2 separate regions of the Mus musculus genome follow, and region 1 is linked to region 2. Evidence: chromatin contacts called from ENCODE Hi-C data. All regions are on one chromosome and are shown on one strand. The core of a region is the stretch at or near the end of the contact, and the rest is flanking DNA. Distances in the headings are between cores, read along the strand shown.

Region 1 (5,490 bases), core at 1,222-3,721, 1.7 Mb before region 2:
TAGGTATTTTCTACCATTTACAAAGTGACAGGCACTTCTCTGGGTAGAGAAAGTAGACATCCATTTAACAGTAACAATATAATGCGTGCCCTACAGATTGTTTTAATTTTTTTTCCTAAGTCACATTTTAAAAAGTGAAAATAGATTACATTAATTTTATAATATATTTAACCCAATATATCTAAAATATCACTTCAGCCAACAGTGCTTCTCCCCCTTGTTCTTTGACCATTTTATGCATGTGTAGAATGCATTCTGATTATTCTTGCTCCCTACCATTTCTTATCTCCCTCCCACACATCAGCTTCTTCTCCTCCTTACAACCCTCATTCCCACATTCATGTCTTTTATTTTGTGACTCACTGAGTTTAACTGGGGCTGTCTGTGTGGCCATGGGGTTGGAGAAGTCCACCGATGCCTGGTCAGCTTGCCAGCAAGCACATATAAAGAGAATGACTCCCCCTTTCTCAGTATATGTGTCTGTACCCATTAGGTCAGCAGAGAGGGGCAAGGCCCCAGAATCCCTTCCCCATCGATGACTGACCCTTGTCAGGGTCATTCATGTGCAAGCCCAGTGCAGATAAACACAGTGACTCTGAATTCAAGGTTGCAGTGGCTGTTGTGCCCAGAAGATGGCTTCTCAGCCTTTTCCGATTACTTTCTCTTATATTCTTTCTGTGTCCTTCTTCAATGATAGTCACTAAGCTCTAAAAAGAGGTTAGCCCTCAACAGATGTATTTTCTGAGAACCTTGGGCAGCCAAGAGTCTCTGCATAGAAAGGCTTATCTGAATATGGCTAAGAGTAGCATTTTTTTAATGAATATAAGCATAGATATTCAGAAGGCAGCCAACAAACTTTAAAATGAGAAGTGTGGCACACAATTTGTATTTTACGATTACAGCATTTTCCAGTTTAGACTGGCCACATTCCAATCCCTCCCGTGGCTGTATCTGACATCTTGGCTTTAGAGTGATAAATGAACTTATAACTAGTTAGTTGCATTGCAGCTATAGTTCTTTAGGGTGGGGAGGCATACTTTATTCTTTGAAGAGGCAAACTGGGCGGGGGAGATCGCATGCCTAGCATTTTCAGTTGTGAGTTCAAGGCCCAGGACTTTAAAAAAAGGTTAAAAATGAAGAGGTTAAACCATATTAATTTACCAGCACAGAGTGGAAAAATTAACCTTATTTTAATGATTTCTGGGATCAAAACGAAGCATGTATTTTCACCTGGTGTCTTTCAAGGATCTTTCCATAGCAATATATGTGGCGCTTTTTGATTAGCTGGGTAACAGACACTCTATAACTGATCAATCTTCGAGGGTATTGGGGATAGGGACTCGAGCTCAGGTTGGCTTCCAAGTGCCTACACAGCTGAGGATTTGGATCACTGATCCTCCTGCCTCCGCTTTCCCAGTGCTGGGATAACAGGTCTGCACTAGCACTCCGGGTTTGAACGCTGTGGTTGACATCAATGTCCAGGCTCCTTGAATGCTAAGGAAAGCTCTTTGCAAACTGAGCGACATGGGGTCCTTCAGGCAGACTCGTAGCCGGCTGCATCGTGACCGCGGAGTCCTTCAGGCAGGTGTGCGACCGGCTAAATCGCGGCCGCGGGGTCCTTCGGGCAGAGCGTGGCCAGCTACGTAGGGCGTGGGCGGCCGGGCGGGCGCGTGTGCGCAGGCGCGCGGGCCCTGACTCCCCGTGCTCCCGCGCGCTTCAGTCTTTCGGCGGTCGGACATGGTGAGAGCACCGTCGCTGCGGTGCGCGGAGGCAGGGGTGGTCTGGGCGGTGGGTCGGGCTGCGGGGCATCGCGGGCTCGCACAGCATGGGGAACAGGCGGGCCTGCAAGGCGATCATTCTTGTGGGGCCCAGGCTGGCCTGGAGCTCTCCGCAATGCCCCTGCCTCGGCCTCCTTAGGCCATACTTGGACTGCCGCTTGAGCTGTGTATGGCTCAGCGTTTTCTGCACTTCTCGAGGCCTGGGATCTTATCCGCGGACCGTGGGCGAGCCTTCCTGGATTGGGCCGCCTGATATTTTTTCTTAACATCGGGGACTTGTACGTGCCTGTATTTTGAAGGTTACATGATCATTTACGAATGTTGTTTCATAGTTAAACATTTTAACTGGGATGGAAGGAAGTCGGCCTTGGCCCACGCCTTTTAATCCTAACACTCTTGGATTAAAGAAGTGAGGCAGAAGCAGGTGGCCTGGTCTACACAGGGAGTTCCAGACCAGACAGGGCTTCATAGCCGAGACTCTGAATAAAGTAGGAAATTTATTTTGGCAATCGCTTTGACCTACTTATTGGGTGAGTCTTAGAATCGAAGGTGGAATTTGGAGCTAATGGGTCTGATTATTTAGCAAAGGGGTTAGCATGTGAAGACTGTAGAAAGGTGCGCTGAAGCCTCAAACTTGTTAAGCAAGAGTGTGTATTTCTGGCATAACTCAAAAGATAAGCGTCAAGATTCGGGTCAATGATGAGCTGGCATGTATTCTGAATCTAAAGTTGATTATAAACCACTTTAGCTCTAGAATTACTCTGAGACCTGAAAGAAAAAAAGTACTGAGATCTGGCTATGTGTGAGTCTGAGATGTCACGATTTCCGGATGGTGAATGGGATCTCTGCTTTTTTCTTGGAAGGGCACACAGCAGAAAGACGTTACTATCAAGTCAGATGCGCCTGACACCCTGTTGCTGGAGAAGCATGCCGATTATATTGCTTCCTATGGCTCAAAGAAAGATGATTATGTGCGTATGATTCTTTTTTCTGTTGAAAGGTTTCTAAGACTAACAGCAATAAGTATAATACTTACTTGTATAATACTAATTGAGAGGCCTGATTTAAAATGTATTATAGGTGTACCTTGTATATCAGAGGTTGGTATTTGACCACATCAGTCATGTGCTGGTACATAAAGGGCGGAAGTGCAGGGCTGCAGGTAGAAGGGGTTTGCTCATTTCTGTCTGGGGTAAAACCTTGAAGGTCAATGATGTGTTGGCATGTATTATCTGAATTCGCTGATGTGTCATAACACTTTAGCTCTAGAATTACGCTGAGACCTTGAAAAGGTTTTACCTAAACTTGATGTAATGGTGTGCCTGGGGAAATGGCCGGGGAGGTTGCCAGCAGCAAGCAGGGGTGGCTGAGTTTGAGAAGGCCCAAGCTGTGGGGGGACCCTCCAAGGAGGAGTCATTTGGGTAAAAGTATTTGTGCAGCAGCTCTCTGTCTTAGAGAGCGTGGCATTTGACTGTCTTTACAACTTTTCAGTTAGTGGGAATCATAGGCCCAAATGTGTGGCCTTCTTGCCAACTGTGCACCTGGTTCTTTTGGGTTTGGTTTGGCAGCACGCCAGTGAGGCCTTCACCTGAATAAATGCTTGTGAGGTAATGCTTCATTTGGTTCCCATCTTTAGCGTCATTTATCTTTCCGTATTCATAGACTTCATTTGTAGAATGCAATAATTGATGCTTAGTAAACAGTAGGCATCAATACTGCTTTTGGTTAATTCACCTGAGGTTAGCACTTGGAGACTAAGAGTATTGGCTCTCAATCTTCTTGCTGCTGTGACCTTTCCTAACAGTTCTACGTGTTGTGGCGATCTCCGACCATGAGATAACTTTTGTTGCTACTTACTTCATAACTAGTTTCATTGTTAGGAATCAGAATGTGGGGCCCAAAGGGTCGGCAACCGCCACTCTAAAGCCTTACGAGTTGTTCACAGCTGACTTAGGTAGAGGTGGGTTATGTAAAGTCAGAGTGGCAAATCTGAGATGCTTCTCCTAGGAATACTGCATGTCTGAATACCTGAGAATGAGCGGCGTCTATTGGGGCCTGACTGTGATGGACCTCATGGGACAGCTTCATCGCATGAACCGAGAAGAAATCCTGGTGTTTATCAAGTCGTGCCAGCATGAGTGTGGGGGAATAAGTGCTAGCATTGGGCACGACCCCCACCTTCTGTACACGCTCAGTGCTGTCCAGGTGAGCCCTTGTGAAACCTTGCCACTTGCTGTGACCACCCAAAGGCTACTTCCCACAGGTCAGTGATGTCATGGCATGTATTAGCTGAATGCTAACCTGATGCAAGTTACAAATTACACTGAGACCTTGGAAGGTGAACTCCTTGTGTATGTTAATTGAAGCACAGTCCAGTTCAAATTTGGTTTCAATGAAGAGCCAGAGGATAGTTAAAGCCCTACCTGTTTCTTACCTTATCAAGGGAACAAGAAGTTTATAGTAAGCTTGAGAGGGCCTGGTGGGTGACTCTGATCCAGGACAAACCTGTGACACCCGCTTGTCTTTCAGATTCTTACTCTGTATGACAGTGTTCATGTTATCAACGTAGATAAGGTCGTGGCCTATGTTCAGAGCCTACAGAAAGAAGATGGCTCCTTTGCTGGAGACATTTGGGGTAAGACCAGATTGCAGTTTTTGTCAGCTACTCCTACTCAGAATATCTTTTGTCTTGGTGGTAGTAATCATAAGATTTCAAGTTGTTCCGTCTTTTCAGGTCCCACTAAGCAGTTGGTCTAACTGGAATAAAATGGCCTGCTGGAAGTCCCAGCATGCCCCGTGCTGGCTTGTCAGCACACCACACTAAAAGATAAGGTAGGTTCAAGTTTTATCTCCAATAATAATTAACTTCCCTGAAGGTAAAGACCTGGGGAGGTCTCTAAACGTTTGTCAAATTAGTAAATATCTTGAGTTGGGAGATGGAAATTTTTCCTTTGATTAATTTAGATAATCTGGGGGGGAACAAAATGCAGTCCTGAGACCAGCTGCTTTGTGGGATGTGAACCTTTTTTAAAGCAGGGCTTTGATTATGTTACTAAATTACTAGCCCGAATGGGGGGCGAGGCATATACTCCTGCCATTTTATAGGTTCCTTTCTTTTCTGGGCCCTTGCAAGCTACTAGGCTATTGCTTTCTATTTGCCTAGCTGGTTTCCTCAGAAGTTGGGGGACTGCCTCCTAGTGAGCATAGTCAGTCTTGACTTTGGGGAGTTTAATGGGTTTTGTTCTTAGGTGACTTGGTAGCACTTACATGTCTGCCTTGGCTCTTTTTGTCTTTTAGGAGAAATTGATACAAGATTCTCATTTTGTGCGGTGGCAACTTTGGCTCTTTTGGTAAGCTTTGACTGTTGCATTAAAGGACCGAATTAAACACTTGAGTACTAGGTAGCTGTAATAGGCTGCTTCCTTTCTCGTCATAGGGCAAGCTTGATGCTATTAATGTGGAAAAGGCGATTGAGTTTGTTTTGTCCTGCATGAACTTTGATGGTGGATTTGGGTGCAGACCAGGCTCTGAATCTCACGCTGGGCAGGTAATTTTGCAATTAAAGTTTATAGGGGTTTTGTGTTGTGAATGGCCACACCTTCTCACTGAGTTTTGTGTATATGCTGGGTCTACACAACTTCACCCTAAGTAAACACCAGTGCTCCTTATTGGCATTTGTCTGTTTATGTGGGGTCTGCATTCTGTGCTGTTA
Region 2 (5,001 bases), core at 693-3,192:
TTCTCACATTCCCACCTTTTTCCTCCTCCTATGTTATCCTATATTAGCTGACTACCTCTTAGAGCTGTCCTTCCAGAAACCCTCGATCTTTGTAGAGCAAGCAGCAGCTTCTTGTCTATGCTGGCCAGACTCCCACTCCTCACTGCACTATATGAATGTCACCCATCTTTCAGTGAGGCATCCCTTTCCAGCAGCGTCCTGTACAGCGCCTGCCTCACAGTGTGACTATTTATGTAACCGCTGTGGTTTACTTTATCATCAAAGCTGTCTGCTCACTCGTGTTCGATTTTTATCTCACAAGACTAGAAATCACACACTTAAAAAGCTTCCAAAGCCGAGAGGTGGAGTACACCTACACTAGAGACAATTCAGCAGGAAGCCTTAAACCTCAGGCCTGCCTAGGCTTTCGGTAGAGGCCCTGCATCAAAAAGTTTCCTCAGATGCCCAGGCAGACACACTTGTCCCTGAGCCTAACAACTTACACCTGACCAAAGGGTCCTACATGGAAGGAGAATCAACTCCCACAAGTTGTCCTCTGACTTCTATGTACACCAACCACATTGCTCATGGAATCCCTCTGTATGAATAAATATATTTTTTCAGTATCTATGCACTAGATAAGTGTGCTTGCTGTATTATGGTAGACTTGATAAACCTTGATTGAGTCGGTAATCTTTCGGTCCTGAAGGAAGTTTCCAGTATAGTCAAAGCTGGCTTTAAAAACCTGCTCATGTCTAGCAACTACAACAGAGCCATAAGGGTTTATTTTACCTTACAGGCAAATTCCATAACATACTTTTTTTTTTGAGACAGGTCCCTCTTGGCCGTTTTGACTGGCCTCAAACTCAAGAGACCTGCCAGGCTCTGTCTCTCGAGTGCTGGGACTAAAGTCGAGCACCACCCCACCCGGCAAGGCAACATTATACATTTTTAAGCTACAAAGAAGTCGGGGGCGGGGGCTACTTGAAGACATTGACGTTCAGGTTATTGGGGGGGGGGTGTCAAATGCAAGGACTCTTATCTATCCAACCCTTTTCATCTGGGAAAATGGTTGCCATTCGAGGCAACAGTACGTCCCTACGTAGCACAAAGAGGTTGGAGGCTTCGACTTGGGAAGAGAGAGGCAGATTCAAACTCAAGGCTGGGGAAGAAAGGGCCCGGGGCCATTTGGAGCTGGGGAAAGGATTGGTGGATCGCACGCAGATCCCGCCCCGGGGAGAGCCTCGCTGGTGAACGCCGCGGGGAACGTTAGGCTAATTACGGCGAGGGTGGAGAGCTCGGCGGCGCGGGAAGCGGCGGGGACCGCTAGCCAGGCAGCCGGCCCTCCCTGGCTTGCCCTCGCCGTGACCTGAGCGCCCAGAACCTTCCACGCGCCTGGGTCGGGCGGAACCGGAGCCGAGGGAGCCGGGGCAGGCAGGGCGCACGGGGCGGCGAGGCCGCGCGCGCGGGGCGGAAGTGGAGGCCACGCTCGGGGAGAGCGCGTGGGAGGGGGGGGCGCTTCAGACCACGACAACGGGCTCGGCCTCGAGCCGCTGGGACCCCTCGTGAGAAGACGCCATCTCCTCGGGCGGCAGCCGCGAGTGCGAGCAGGGCCGGACCTGCCCCGCCGGCGGCTCTCGGGGGTCGGGGAGGGGAAGCCGCCGCGCGGTCGGTCCACGCTTACCTGCCGCGCTCTCTGCAGGGCATCTTTGAAAGCGTCGTTAACGACTCCGCCGCCGCCGCCGCCAGCCGAGCCAGACGACGGCGGAGGCACTGTGGAGTAGTCGGCCATACCCACGCTACAGCACACGCTGCCGTTTCCTCGCGGAGGGAGGCGCCGCTCTCGGTTAACTGCTAAGAAAGGAAGAAGATGGCGGCCGTCGAGGCTCTATCACATTCTTGCACGACCATCGTGCCGTAAAGGGGCGGAGACTGGCAGACGGAAATCCCGCGATGTTTCAGCGCTGACGCGCGATTGGCGGGGGGTGAAGAGGGGGTGGAGGGTACAGAGAAGGGACGCCGGGCGAAGAATATCGCGAGACTTGACCGGGCTCCCACGAGAGTAGGGTCTCTCTGGGCGCCTCCTCGCAGCGCGAGTGCGGGCCATTGTTCCCTCGCCTCGGCGGCTGAGGCAGTGGCGCCCGGGAAGTGTGCCGCCCGCGCTTGTAGGGGACTTGGAAAGGCCGTCGCGGATCAGGGAGCTAGCTAGTGTCCTTCCGTGTTTCCGTAGTAAGGGGCCTGACGTCGTCGGGCGGGGACGTCACGCAACAGTGTCGCGCGGCCGCACAGCCCGAGGGCCGCGCGCACGGGGCGTGCGGGGCGTCCGCGGCGACGCTGCGGAACCGTCTGCGGCCCGGCGGCGGGAGCCCACCATGCTCCGGGGCGCCGAGCTGCCTCTGCCCATGTCTCCACCCGGGCCGGTCACAAGCGGGGAGGAACTCAGACCACCGGGCCCTTAGTTCTCGAGCCGATTGCCTACTGAGTCTCTTATGTAAAATAGTGTGGGCGAGCGGATGGTGAAAGTATGACCGCCCTTTGTCCTTTAAAAACGTGAGTGTTGCACATCCAGTATGTAGACACCTAGCGTTGCGTGTCTTTGGCCAGTCTTACCATGTGCCCCTTATGTCACGAACGTGTCATGCTCCTGACACAAACCGGCTTTACTGCGTTTTCCCCACCCCCCCCCCCGCGCCCCTGCGGGTAGTCAGATCAATGTCATGGTCTGAATTTTCATTTCTGGACTAGTTGGCTTTGCAGGCAGTTTCTAATATTTGTCATATATGCCAATAACCACGTTTCTCCAGACCATTCCTGAGCGTGTCTTAGCCATGCTAGCCTAATGCTGGCAATTACTACGGTGAATGAGGGTTCTTGGGCCTTTATTCTGTTTATACTTAGTATGCCACAATGATCCCTGCTCTCAGTTTAGCTAAGAAAAAGGCAAAATGGACTGTCTAATGTATGACGTTTCCCCCCTCTCAGTCTAAGAAGCATTTTTCTTAACACCAATCTTAGAATGAGAGAAATATGTTCCCTTGGCTTTCCGATAGCCGGAAACTATGTGTCCAGTACCCACTATCAGTTACTAAGTCAGGTGCTGGCAGATACAAACAGCATGATTTTCTTAAAACCAGCTCTGTCTTAGCCATTTGATAGCTCAGTTTGACCTGTTTAACCTGTTCATGGATGTCTAGGAATGTCCGTGGATTTAGAAAAACAGTAAAGGTATTGGGCTACAGATTTAATCATAGCAATATGTAGGAAAACTAGCTAATGAGAGTATTTCAGTCGCGTTTTAAGGAAGTTTGCCCAGCAAATAGCATTTACTCATCAGTAATTGATGTTTTTATTCACTAATTAGATTTGTATACTAGTTAGATGTCTGGTTGAAATAATTCAGAGTTTTATTTATTCCCCCTATAACCAATTATCGTTTAGATTTTTTCTAAATATTGAAAGGACCTTCATTTCTCATTTTTTACAACACTGCATACCGGGAAGGTGAGTATTGTAGTATGGAATACTTTGGGATCAGCTTAGACTACGGTTTCTTATCCTCAATGCTGCTGAGAGACTTTGGACTGGGTAATTCTTGGCTGTATGCTTTGCATGGTACAATATCTCCGCAGCATCTTTGGCCACTACTTGCCCTCTCCTAAGCACCACCAATTGTGATAACTGAAAATATCTTCAGGCACTGAGTTCACACCTCTGACTCTTCCTTGATCCCTGCCCCTGCCTTTTCTTGACCGTATTAACTCTTGCCAGTGTATGAAGTCCAGCACTTTTTGACCCTGCTGCTCCAGCCCTGGCCCAATTACTATCACTGTAGTCCCAGATCAAAAGGGAGCACTTTAGTTTTGCTCCTTCTTGTTTATGTTTCACTAACAACAACAAAAAAAATAAAGATAAGGAATTTGTAGAGTTGTCAAGATGGCTCACCAGTTAAGAGCACTGGTACTTTTCCAGAGGACCAGGGTTTAGTTCCTACCACCCACAAGGTACATACATACACATACAAACAAAACACCTGAACATGTAAAATAATCTTTCAAAATTTGAAAAAAGTTGGCCAGGTGATGGTGCTTTGTGCCCTTTAATCCTTATGCTCAGGAGCCAGAGGCAAGTGGATCCCTGAGTTCAAGGACAGCCAGGGCTACACAGAAACCCTGTCTGGAAAAAAAAAAAAAAATTTAAGAACGTTTGTACAGAACTCAAAACTAACATACTCTACGTACAGGGGTATTGTATTAGGGTTCTCTAGAGTCGCAAAATTTACGGTATGTCTCTCTATCCTGAGGAGATTTATTGTGATGACTGACAGTCTGTAGCCCAACTCTCCAACAGTGGGCAGCTGTAAATGCTGTAAATGGAAGACCAAGAATCTAGTAGTTGCTCAGGCTAGTTGTTTGAGCTGGTCTTCTGTAGAAGTAGATTCCAGTGTGCTGGCAAGTAAGTGCAAGTGCAAGCAGATGAAGAAGAGCAAATCTTCTCTCTTCCAATATTCTTACATAGGTCTCCAGCACAAGCTGCACCACCACACCCGGATCTGGGGACTTGTTTTGTCCCCGGCTGACCTTGAACTTACAGATCTTCTTGCCTTAGCCGCCATGCCAAGATCCAAGTCAGAAACTTGTGTCTTCTAGCCTTAAGATCTAGATTACAGGTGAGCCCTCCAATTCTGGATTGTAGTTCATTACAGTATAGTCAAGTTGACAACCCGGAATAGCCATTAGAGATATTATGCAAGGACCATACCCTTACCTACCGTTCTATAGCTCAAATAGACCTTCTTTCTGACTGAATTACAATCCACCTCTTCATGGTTTCTTGGAAACAGGCCTCACCTATACATTTCCACTTACACTTTAAATCCTTTGCCCTAGAAAAGGATTCATGTAATCAGGCCTCTTCCCCTTCCTCCAGCGATTGGTCCACTTTGCTACCCAAGGCTTCCCTGCTTTAGTCTGTAGTCCTGCTCTCTCCTCTACCTAGATGCTCTTGTAGCCCTTGGCATGCATG

The links. A loop is a pair of places that touch in the nucleus more often than their neighbours do.
Region 1: a loop to region 2 is called in a map of regulatory T cell, with 4 times the contacts of the local background. The contact joins the promoter of Rabggtb here to the promoter of Fubp1 in region 2. A Hi-C loop is called at or near these places in 3 of 37 maps with a recorded cell type or tissue (T-helper 1 cell, T-helper 17 cell and regulatory T cell).

What each region holds. Positions count from the first base shown.
Region 1 is chr3:153,909,184-153,914,673 of GRCm38, reverse strand. Rabggtb (Rab geranylgeranyl transferase, b subunit) reads left to right here and starts at 2,471. Exons shown (of 8, transcript NM_011231.2): 1 at 2,471-2,749; 2 at 3,786-3,983; 3 at 4,308-4,413; 4 at 5,076-5,128; 5 at 5,215-5,325. The coding sequence starts at 2,615. Gm24494 (a small nucleolar RNA gene) reads left to right here and starts at 2,984; the gene lies at 2,984-3,064. Snord45c (small nucleolar RNA, C/D box 45C) reads left to right here and starts at 2,485; the gene lies at 2,485-2,545. It overlaps Snord45b (small nucleolar RNA, C/D box 45B), which reads left to right and starts at 4,063; the gene lies at 4,063-4,107.
Region 2 is chr3:152,207,363-152,212,363 of GRCm38, reverse strand. It overlaps Fubp1 (far upstream element (FUSE) binding protein 1), which reads right to left and starts at 1,942. Exons shown (of 20, transcript NM_057172.4): 1 at 1,664-1,942. The coding sequence starts at 1,771. Gm40180 (a long non-coding RNA gene) reads right to left here. Exons shown (of 3, transcript XR_867759.3): 3 at 3,476-5,001. It also overlaps a transcript of Dnajb4 not described here.